Regions from separate parts of the Homo sapiens genome. Here all the other regions are linked to region 1. A link is a contact called in ENCODE Hi-C or POLR2A ChIA-PET data. All regions are on one chromosome and are shown on one strand. The core of a region is the stretch at or near the end of the contact, and the rest is flanking DNA. Distances in the headings are between cores, read along the strand shown.

Region 1 (3,527 bases), core at 71-2,570:
AGGCGCGATCAGCGTTTGCAGCGGAATCGGGATGAAAAGGCTCACCTACGATATCCCAGGGCGGGAGGTGGGGGTAGCAAGAAGCAGCCTGCGGTGGGGGTGGGGGTGGGACAGGAGCAGCCGGAGCAGAAAACAAACAGGATGCCGCGCTGGTCTGGTCCGCTGGGGAACGACCCTGAAACCGTGGCAAGGGGAGCGCGTCTGTCCCCCAGCACCCCACGCAACCATGGTGGAGGAGCTCTGCGCCTCGTCGCAGGCACCTGAGCCCCACGCAGGACGCGCGCAGGTCGCTTCGGCTTCCCGCTGAGAAATCCTTAAACTAGGCGCATAGTCGGGCTGATGAGAAAGACCTAGTCCTCTGCGGTCGGCGAGGAGCGGGTTGGGGGTGCACCCTAAGCTCGACCCGCGTGGTGAACGCGCGCGCGCGCGCGCGTACACACACACACACACACACACACAAACACACACACAGCCACGCACTGCCTTAGAGGCTGCCATCCCTCTCCACAAGGACCCAAGTCGGCCAGGGAGGAGCCGCCACTGCCCAGCGTTGTTGGGGGTAGGTGAGGGTCCGTCTCTCCTCGAAAAACTTTGCACAGGGTGGAAACTCGCAGGGAAGAGAGCCGGTGGGTGCCCAGAAACGTAGGGGCGCAAGTGTCAAACTTCAGAGAGCTGGGGAAATGGGCGCGACGGCGCGATCATGGCGGGGAGGGGTGCACTTACTACTCAGCCAGGCGCCGGGCTCGGGGCTCGGGGCTCGCGGCTCCGCGCTCCTGCTCCTCCTCCGTGCGGTCCTCGCGGCTGGCAGCCTAGGCTTCCCGCTCACATGCCCCCGCGACGCGGCGGGCGGGCCGGGTTGGGGAGGCTGGGCTGGGAGGGGGCACGCCCCCCGCCGTCGGCCGGGGAGTCGCTGCGGACCCACGGCCACCCTGGGTCCGCGCCCCACGGGGCCCGCCGTCCCGGGCGGCGAGCTTGGTTCCGGCCGGGCGGCGCCCTCTCCGCCGAGCCAGGCCGCTCTCTGCCCTCTGCCCTCTGCCCTGGGCTTGCGGCCGTCTCCCTGCCTTCCGCGGTCCTGCTCTGCGACTCGTCGGACGCGCAGCCGGCCCGCCCTCCCTGCTCTTCGGCTCTCACGCTCTCCGGCTCCAACCTCAGCGCCTCGGCTCGATTCCGAGTCAGGGCCTACGAGGCTGACCGCTGAGCTCTGGGCTCAGACCTGGGCTCGCCGGTTCTGGGCCCGGGTTCCAGGACCCGTGCTCACACAGTTCAGTTCCAAGCCGGGACTGGAGAAGGGCGCTCGCGGCTCGCTGCTGCGAGGCGACTGGACAGCCTAGAGGAGAAAGAGGGAGGGAGACCGAGAGCGCGCAGGGGGAGGAGGGAGGGAGGGTGGGGACTTGCAGAAGAAGGGAGGGACAGAGAGTTTCCTCCTCCTCCCTGCAGCCGGGTCCATCCAGGCATCAACAGCTGGAAACCTCTGTTGGAAAGGGGAAAGCTAAGGTTTACGGGCGGCGGGGAAGGGTGGGGGTGGAGTGAGGGGGTGTAGAGAAGAGAAGAAAGAAGGATTCTGCCCGCTCCCACTGCCCAGGTATGAGGGTCGCTACAGAGAATCTTCACTCCTTAAAGCAAGACCTAAGAAGTTATTGGTCCAGCTCCAAGCCTCCCAACCCCTCCAAACAGATAGCCTGGACTCGGGTTTTTTAAAAACCCCATTTCTCCGGACTTCCCTTAAGAACCTGATCTCTGCCGGGCGCGGTGGCTCACGCCTGTAATCCCAGCACTTTGGGAGGCCGACGGGGGCGGATCACGAGGTCAGGAGATGGAGACAATCCTGGCTAACACGGTGAAACCCCGTCTCTACTAAAAATACAAAAAATTAGCCGGGCGTGGTGGCGCGCCTGTAACCCCCTACTCGGGAGGCTGAGGCAGGAGAATCGCTTGAACCCGGGAGTGGGAGGTTGCAGTGGGCCGAGATCGCGCCATTGCACTCACTCCTGCCTGGGCGACAGGGCGAGACTCCGTCTCAAAAAAAACAAAACCTGATCTCACCTGTAGCTAGACGGATTCCTGATATCTCCAACCACTCCCTAATCCTGTCATTTGCAGCCTCTCAAATAAATCTTATTTTCTCCTGTCCCATTATATGGGAGGGTGGGGGAGAATGGAGAGTTGGTTTCCTTTCATTCAACGTATTTATCAAATGTCTACATATGACCGGGCGCAGTGGCTCACGCCTGTAATCCCAGCACTTTGGGAGGCCAAGGCAGCAGATCACCTGAGGTTGGGAGTTCGAGACCAGCCTGGCCAACATGGTGAAAACCCCTCTCTACTAAAAATACAAAAATTAGCCGGGTGTGGTGGTGCATGCCTGTAATTCCAACTACTCAAGAGGCTGAGGCAGAAGAATTGCTTGAACCCAGGAGGCAGAGGTTGCAGTGAGTGGAGATCGCACCACTGCACTCTAGCCTGGGTGACAGAGTAAGACTCTGTCTCAAAAAAAAAAAAAAAAAAAAGTCTACCTATGCCTGGCTTACCGGGGTGCTGGGGACACGAAGACAAATGAGACGGTGTCCTGCCCTTTCTGGATTCTGATTTTGTAAAGGAATGGGTGAATATACCATTGCAGTGAAGTGGAGAGGGCTAAGATAGGGCAGGCAAATGGGCACAGGGCCACCAAAGACACTGGGATATGGGGACTGGAACTTCTTGGGGGAGGTGGCATCTGAAATGGGTCTTGGAAGGACCTGTGGGTGTAGGGCAGATTAAAGGAGTGACAATCATGGACCTACTAATAAGTCTATGCCCACAGTGTGGGTGGCCAGCATGTGTTCAAAGGTGATGGTCAGCAAGGCTCTGAAGGCCTTCTAAGGGCTCATCCTTGCCCACTGCTTTGCCTGGCTAACTCCTTTTATTCATCTTTTAGGTCTCAGCCTAGACATCAACTTTCCCTGAAGCCTTTCTTGATGGCCATATCTGGGCCAGGTGCCCCATCTGTGGGCTCTGGAAAAACCCCATTTGTAAATAATATGGTAACCATTCATTTGTCTGTCTCCGCCCTGGACTGTAAGCTCCACAAGGGCAGGGATGTATCTCTCCAGTGTGCCTAGCCAGAGATTGGGAAAGAGCAGGCCCTTCATAAATACTTATTGATCAATACTTGTTGATGGAAGGAAATGGGGAGCCACTGAAGGATTCTAAGCAAGGTCTCAGATGGCATCAATCTAGCTGGAGGTAGGAAGGAGGCCAGTGACCAGACAATGGCAGTGGCCAGGGTAAAAATGATGCAGGCCTGAGCTAAGCTGGGAGTAGGGGGAATGGAAAGGAGAAAACAGGTGGGTGTAAGAGAGTGGGAGAAGCCAACATTAAAGGCTTGATGTTTGGATAACTATGGATGAAGCCATCCTAGAAATCATGAAAGGGTTACCCAAATTGCCGGGCGCGGTGGCTCGCGCCTGTAATCCCAGCACTTTGGGAGTCTGAGGCAGGAGGATCACCTGAGGTCGGGAGTTTGGGACCAGCCTGACCAACATGGA
Region 2 (3,880 bases), core at 848-3,347, 420 kb before region 1:
TGGCAGCCAGCGCACTGTGACCCCAAAGAGAGGAATCCTGAAGAATAAATATCCAGTTTCCCCTGACCTCCCTCCTTATTCAATCTTCAGCCATGGCCCCCATTGGCCAACCCAGTCTAGGAAGCCAGAGGGCCAGGAAGATCTGGAGGGGCAAACGGAAGACATGCAGTGCATCTTCCAAATCCTTCTCTATAATATGCCAGGAAGTCTTTTTCTGGTCACACTACTTCCCAGTTCCATTTGTGCACAGCAGGTTCTCTGTCACCTACAGCACCTAAACTTTTTGGCATGCCCTGGTTTCTCTTTATTCAATTTTTTCCTTACCAAAATGCATGATAAAGCCTGTGATCTGATCCTCCACTCAGCTACCTATGCCTACTTCCTGTTAGTTCTTTCCTTCAGACTTTTCACCCCAGCAGCATAGAACCACCAGTGGTCGCCGGGCGCGGTGGCTCACGCCTGTAATCCCAGCACTTTGGGAGGCCGAGGTGGGTGGAACACAAGGTCAGGAGATCGAGACCATCCTGGCTAACACGGTGAAACCCTGTCTCTACTAAAAATACAAAAAAAAAAAAAAAAAAAAAGAAAAAATTAGCTGGGCATAGTGGCGGGCGCCTGTAGTCCCAGCTACTCCGGAGGCTGGGCCAGAAGAATGGCGTGAACCCGGGAGGCAGAGCTTGCAGCGAGCCGAGATCACGCCACTGCACTCCAGCCTGGGCGACAGAGCAAGACTCCGTCTCAAAAAAAAAAAAAAAAAAAAGAACCACCAGTGGCCCCTGTAACACTCTGTTCTCTCAGGCTCCTGAGCTTGACCTGATGACAGACACAGAGTAAGCTGTCATAAATATTTGTATGGTGAAGAAGTGCACGGACACGTTTTTTAACCCCTGTGGCTCCTGAGATCAGGAGTAGCATCATATACATTATGACATATGTGCAGACCAAGCTGCCTTCAGTTAATTATCAAGATGTTTCACCTACATTCTCTCCTTTGATCATTACGAAAGCGTGATAGGTGAGGACGCTATTCTTGATATTCAGAGGGTGAAGTGGAATACTGAAAGTCACAAGCATTGGGTACAGAAGGCACTGTAGGATCAGAAAGGGGAGTGATCCCTTTCCTCCCCATCATAAGAGTCACAGCCGACACTTCTATAACAAAAGACAAGTTAACCAGAGAAAAGCATAACAAATTTATTTAATCATGGTTTTACTTGAGAGGCTGAGGACCAGGTGTTAATCTTCATAGTCTGTCGAGAAAGAAAGAAGAAATGAGGGCAGTGGAGGAAAACACGATTCACGTTTTTAGGAAAATATACTTTGAGATTAGTGATCGTTGGTACTATGCAAACCAAATGCAAACGAGGAGCTGGCCAACTCATGGTTTCTTTTGGGTGGAGCCTTTAGGAAAATTCTTCCAGAGACCACTGCTGGAAGAAAGGTATTTAGAGTAGAAAATTTAAATATAACATATTGTATGAAAGGTTTTTTTTTTTTACTTTTTTTTCTCACTACCCTAGTTGGGTTGGAGGATCCTCTATCTCCCCTCCCTACTTAGGTTGACTGCTGTTTCCTGGATCGCAGCTCGGAAGATCCACCTGGGCGAATACAAAAACAAACGAGACTCCCCTTCCAGAAAGGGAGGAAGGAAGGAGACAGAAAGACGAATGACACTGAGCGTGTAAAGCCCGGAGACAGCCTCTCTCTACCCCAACCTAACCCTCAAGGTAGGGGATCCCCCGAACATCGCTACCGTAATTATGGTAGAAATTCCTGAAACGGATAACTGGACCTCAGCACCGTCATTTCTAGCAGAATGATTGAGCTTTCCTCTGACCCAAAGCCAAGGGGTTCCAGCAGGGGAAACTAACGACCATCCGCAAAAACCCTCACCCAAGTGGGGAGTGGAAATCCTGGCTCTTGGGTTGCAGAGCACAACTTGACGCCAGCGCGTTTCTCTTCCCCCACGCAATGGCAAGTGGGGCGGGAGTCGGAGGGGAGAGGAGGAGAGGAGAAGAGAAGAGGAGGGGGAAGGGGAGGGGAGAGGCGAAGGGCGGCCCGGGTTCCAGCAGCCGCCCCGCCCTCCGGCTCGCGGCGGATTCGGCGCTGCGGCTGGAGCCGGCGGCCGGGTGCCTGCCTGTCCAGGCAGGGTCTGGCCGAGCGTCGCGTCGCCGTGCAGTGCGCCGGGTGTCCGGGAGATGGCTTCCCCTCTCTCGCCCGCTGCTGCCGCTATTGTCTCACCCGGGGTGGCCTGACTCTGCGAGCTCGCGCACGCTCTCGGCGGAGAGCACCCCTCCCCACCCCCACAAGCTGGTCCTTGCGCCCTTTGCTGCCTCTCCCTCTGCCCCTTGGAGCCTAGGGTCTGTGCGGAGCCTGGAGAGGGGAGCGGCCCGGGAGCAGGCGGCGTGCGGCCGGCCAGCTCCTCTCGCGCTGGTGCAAGAGGCGCCTGGAGCCGCAGAGCGAGCCCGGGAGGCGCGGAGCGAGCAGCCCACGTCGCCAGGCACAAGACACGTCGGATGTTGCAGCAGAGCCAGCAGCTAGCGCAGGTAGGACACGCATCCTGCGGGTTGCATCGGCCCCAGCGTCTGTAAAGTGCCCCCAGAGTGGAGGCAGCCGAGGTCAGGGGGCTCTCCCTCCAACATGGCAACAGCGGAGGTGCAACAATGGAAGCAGCCGAGGGTTCCTGGCGGCGGGCTGAGCGGCGGACGCCGTGGGAGCCTGAGCTCCTGCCCGCCGGGCAGAGCAGGTTGCCCCTCACCCCACTCCACTCCACTCCAGCAGCTTCAGGGCCTCTGGGGCTCCAGGCACCCGCGTCCCCACCCCCTTCTCGCTAAACACACTTCCTGGCTCCCAGCTGCAGGGCGATCTGAACCAGTCAATGGCTTTGGGGTTTGTTTATTTAAGATAAGAAATAAAAAAAGCAAAACCTGTCCTGTGATGGGGTTAGTGCCTTCTGTGGACTGGGTGAGAAGTCGGCATCTAGCCTGGGGAATGTGTACGTTTCTTAGTCGGGCGGAGGGTAGAATTGGATTCTCCCTTATAAGGATACTGCAGCAAAAGGAGACTGAAAGCTTGAAAGAGGGAGAGGGACCCTCAGGCCTGAGTTCGCCGGTGCTGGGAGAAGGCGCTGCTCTCCTGGCCTATACTTGTCCCTCATTTTCAGCTCCCGACAGCGGTGACTTTGATGTTGGAGGAGCAATCGCAGCAGGAAGCACAAGCAAGGCTGCCAAGCTGGTGTGGGGTGGAGTAGGGTGGGGAGCCCAGGGGCTTGGCAGGCTTCTGGATTGTGGGAAGAGGTTACCAAATGTATGAGGTTAGTGCACACACCCTAGTTGGCTGATGTTGAAGTGTGTGTGTGTGTGTGTGTGTGTGTGTGTTTTCTGCCATTGCTCTTGCTCCTTCAGGCCTGCCTTTTCTCCTCTCCACCCGCTTCTGGGGTCTTCGTAGCTTCCCTGCCCCAGCCCTTCCAATCATGCCTGGGATGGAATCGCTGTATTGTCTCTGGCAGCTCTCTTGGGCTGTTTTTTCTCAACTCTGTTGGAGAGTTTTGTACCCTGGGCTGGCTGGTCCCAGCATGGCACCAGATTCTTTAGCAGGCGGCTACCCGGGCTCCAAGAAGTGGGCCAATGCTGCCCCTCCTCCTTGCTCTAAACTACCTATTTGGGATATGGCCAGGCAGATGTAAGCAATTTGTACTAAATTCCAACCCTGAATCAGTGCTGAATGAAAACTTACTCTGTTGCTGCATCAGGCTTTGGGAAGATATTAGGAAGAGAAATGGCCCAGGAGGTGGCAATGCCGACCCCCAAATACTTCCCTCTCCCCAACTCCAGCTGCCGATCCCAGAGCAGACAGGCAGTGAGACTTTGGAATCCCAGCT
Region 3 (3,761 bases), core at 1,113-3,612, 450 kb after region 1:
ACAGGTAGGGAAGAGCTGTCTAGCCGAGGGGTGCAGTCAGATCAATCAACACCTCAAAGTGAAAATCAAATCGTTCCTGTTGCATCCCCAGCCCCGAGATGAGCTCTCCTCTAAGTGTTTTACTTCCTTCTCCCGCAGTGTCTCAGCTGTAGCCTTTACCACTCCTCCAAGCCCTGGGGCTGAAGGCAGGTGTTTCCTCTCCCCCAGCCTGATTCCCACAGATTTGTCTGCTTCAGGGTTTAGGGCCCACCTTCCAGAACACGCCTTACCAAGCTGCCACCATCCTTCCTGCCCCTCCCAGAGTCTGCTCCCCAAGCCACCACCCTCAGCCAAGGAGGGTAACTCAGCACATGGGCTAGGAGGCCTCTTCCACTCCCCTTCTTCCTAAACACTCCTGGCCCAGCCCCTCGTCACTCCCAGGCTGCTTTCCTGGGCCTGGCCCAGCCTGGAATGAGCCTGGTCTCCTTCCTCCAGGTAGAGGGCTCAGAGTGGAGGGGGCGTAGTAGGGCCTCCAATGGGAAGCGCGTGGAGAAGGGGCAGCTTGGGGAGGGGCTTAAGGAGCAGGGCCAGGGTCTCTAGACTCCCTGCCAGACTCCTCACACAGAGGAGGGGGGCGCTGCAGAATGGGATTTTGTTTCCCTTCCCTCCCCCACTCCTTTCCCCTCTCCACAGGGGCCTCAGTTGAGTACCGGCCTATTTCTTCATCTGACATTCCCCCTGCCCGGCCAGCAGGCGCCGGCATCACGTCTGCAAGTTATTGTTAAGTCCGGCAGGAATGCCCAGGAGGGACGTGCCTCTGGCAGCAGAGTGCCCACTCCCCTCCCAAGATGCGGCTGGCCACTCCTGCACCCTCCACACCCAGTTGGAGAAGAGCGGCGGGTACCCTCAGGGAGGTGGAGGAGTGTAAGAGGCCAGACTCGACTCGGGGAAGGATGCCAGCAGCCCCCTCTACCAAGAGCGAGCCAAGTATGTAAAAGAAAGAGAGAAGGGAGAGCAGGAAGGACAATCCCAGTCTTAATTCCTAGCTCTTCAGCAAGCCAAGGCAGTGGCCCGAGACGCTCAGGGATCCTTCCACAGATGCCTGTGGCCCACCCCATCTGCCAAACACTCACCAGCCCCACAGTGTCCAGCCTCGACATCGGAAACTTTTCAATTCACCCTTCTCCTTCCTCCCCTTTGGGACCAGAGATGTGTGGGGCGGTGCCCTCGGAGACACTCATACAGTTGGTTCTGGACGCTCACACACACTCAAACAACAGCGGTACGAGGTAACTCCCAGCTTTTTCCACAGCTAATTATACATGTGAAAGTCTGAGGATGTTTTGCAAGCAGCACAGAGAAACTGCTGAGGTTTCTCTGCAAAGCTAAAGAAATTTAATTCGTGCACTCTCCTTCCCCACTCCTGCCAACTTCTCCCAGCCCACCTCCACCCCATGGCCCCAAAGTGCCCCTCTCCTAGTTCCCGCTGCAGCCCCTCTTTCTGCTGAAGATTTCTTTGGTTCCTTTTTTTTTTTTTTTTCCATCTCTCTTTTGGGCTTTCGAGAAAGGGAACAGACACGGAAAATATTTTTGCAACAGTTTTCCATCCTGCGTCTCATTCCCAAGCCAAGGGGGGAAGGGGAGGGCAGGAACGGAATGGGTTGAGGGAGGGGAGATAAATATTTTTTCCAAGAGCTCAATTTTGGTGTCAAAAAGAGAACCCTCCATTACCCTACCCCATAGCCCAGGAATGACAAGAACTAGGAAAAGAGAGATAAATCACTTGTTCGACTATATGGTTTCTCAGAACTGATAATAGGTAAAACAGTATTTGACAAATCTGTGCACACACACATATTTTAAAAAAAATCCTCCAAACCCAGTCGCATGAAATATTCTAGAAAGAGGAAAATCGGGGAGTTTTAGAAGCCATTGAGAGAAAAGAAAGAAACAAAGTTTGCAAATCACAAGTCAATTCATTCTCTGCAAGCCTACCTCTCTTTCTAGCAAAGATCCAGGTTTCTTCAGGCGGGACTCTCCCTCCGGGTTTCCATGGATGAGGGTAGGGTGGGGTGACCACCCACCAGTCTCCCCAGTGTGGCAACCAAGCTAGAGACGCTGGCTTTGCTCTCTTGCCTTTCTGGCTAAGGCCGGGGAGTGGGCTGGGTCTCCTCCCCCTGCCCCTCCAATGGGAAGGACCTCTCAGGTTCCTGAAAGAAAAAGGGTGCAGGAGAGCTGGGCGGGTGTCTCTGATCTTGCTCTCTTCGGAGGGATGGTGCCCCACGAAGTTCGTGCCCCCCCTCCCAGCCCCCAGCTTTGGACGATCTCAACAGCAGAGCTTTCTTAAGAAAATGCTTGTCATGGCAACAGCTCTAGCTAACTCGGGCCAGACTCTTGCTCACCAGCTCTCCCCAAGCAGTGCGGGAAGAGAGAGGGGAGGAGCAGGAGCTGGAACAGAGGTGGGACTTGGCGCGAGGCCAAACCATTACTCTACTGTTAAGGTGGCCCGATTCTTGCGGTTACTTCCTGGTTCGTCTTAAGGGGGAATGGGAAAAGAAAGGGAAGCAATCCTCTCCCCTGTCGGCTTTCTTCCCCGCCCTTGCTCTCACTTGTTGAATAGAAAGCTGAGTAGGGGTGGAGGAGGGGTGAGGGTGGAGGTGGGGAGTGGATGTGGGTGGCGGTATTCAACGGTTGCTGGGCGGAGGGGAAAAAAAAGGAAGCTTGGGCAGGCGGCTGGCTTCCTGCAGCTCCTACGGGCCTCTCAACCCCTTACTCACTTAGATCCAGGACCCAGAAACCCGAGGTGTCTGTGGACACTTGTATGTCCCCTCCTACCTTCCTGCTCCTGTCTGAATAGGGGGTTCCTTGGAGAAGGAGAATAAATTGTTTTGTAAACACACACACACACACACACACACACACACACACACACACACACACACCCGTCCTCCCCTACACCTTATATACAGGTCACATTTTGTTCCCTCTTGTCCCTGTACCCACCAGAGGTATACTGACAGTGCATGAAAATAGCTGCTTACTTTTGAGTCCTGCTATGCGTGGGCTATGACACCAAAAGCTTTGTCTATATGGTATCGTTTCTAGTCCTCATTTAATCTTGAAAGGTACTTATTATTAACCTCATTTCCTAGTTGAGGGAATTGAAGATTGAGTGTCTGGCCCAAGGTTATACATCCGGCTAATGACAGAGCCAACGATTCAAGACCAAGTCAGACAGACTCCAAAGCCCGAGTACTTTCCTGTACTTTGTATCATACTCCGGCACATATTTCCGTTTTAATTTGCACACACTCAGACATCCATGCACACTTATACACAGCCTGTAAACAGTTAATCACACCCCCATACCCACACACCCACTAGCATTGTGCAACAGTGCCACCCATAGATTTTGCATAGAACTTTATGGCTTTCAAGCACAAACATGCACCATCAGCTGGTTCACACAACATATCTTCATTGACTGACAGATTCCCACACCTACCTCAGCAAACACACTCATGTTTATATGCTTATGGAAGGCACATTGACATATGTCTCACAGGTTATAGCTATGAGCTATGCTGTGAAGAAGGTGACTGGCCACTACTTCCCAACCTTTTAAACAGAGGGTTGGGAAAAGGCCTCTTTGATCCTATCATTCTAACCCAACAGCTCACACCACCCCCTGTCCTTCTTTGCTGTCATCTCTGCCCCCAAGAAGCAGAGCCACATGTGCATGGAGAAACAGGGTTGTGAAACGGGGTCCAGTTTCCCCCGTG

Evidence for each region. A loop is a pair of places that touch in the nucleus more often than their neighbours do. ChIA-PET counts read pairs that join two places held with the same protein, here RNA polymerase II (POLR2A). Pooled maps may share reads with other maps.
Region 2: a loop to region 1 is called in a map of PC-9, with 4 times the contacts of the local background. The contact joins the promoter of PIK3C2B here to the promoter of SOX13 in region 1. A Hi-C loop is called at or near these places in 1 of 168 maps with a recorded cell type or tissue (PC-9) and 1 of 50 pooled maps. POLR2A ChIA-PET finds 5 or more read pairs at or near these places in 2 of 52 experiments (MCF 10A and activated CD8-positive, alpha-beta memory T cell).
Region 3: a loop to region 1 is called in a map of endothelial cell of umbilical vein, with 4 times the contacts of the local background. The contact joins the promoter of ATP2B4 here to the promoter of SOX13 in region 1. A Hi-C loop is called at or near these places in 1 of 168 maps with a recorded cell type or tissue (endothelial cell of umbilical vein) and 4 of 50 pooled maps.

Annotation. Positions count from the first base shown.
Region 1 is chr1:204,070,908-204,074,434 of GRCh38, reverse strand. It overlaps SOX13 (SRY-box transcription factor 13), which reads right to left and starts at 1,320. Exons shown (of 14, transcript NM_005686.3): 1 at 724-1,320. RefSeq lists an enhancer at 1-641.
Region 2 is chr1:204,493,022-204,496,901 of GRCh38, reverse strand. PIK3C2B (phosphatidylinositol-4-phosphate 3-kinase catalytic subunit type 2 beta) reads left to right here and starts at 2,097. Exons shown (of 33, transcript NM_001377334.1): 1 at 2,097-2,546. It overlaps LOC124904584 (translation initiation factor IF-2), which reads right to left. Exons shown (of 2, transcript XM_047439554.1): 2 at 1,170-2,726. The coding sequence ends at 1,706. RefSeq lists a silencer at 1,948-2,417 and enhancers at 2,518-2,647, 2,718-2,907.
Region 3 is chr1:203,625,433-203,629,193 of GRCh38, reverse strand. It overlaps ATP2B4 (ATPase plasma membrane Ca2+ transporting 4), which reads right to left and starts at 2,362. Exons shown (of 21, transcript NM_001684.5): 1 at 1,975-2,362. RefSeq lists enhancers at 1,621-2,493, 2,494-3,368.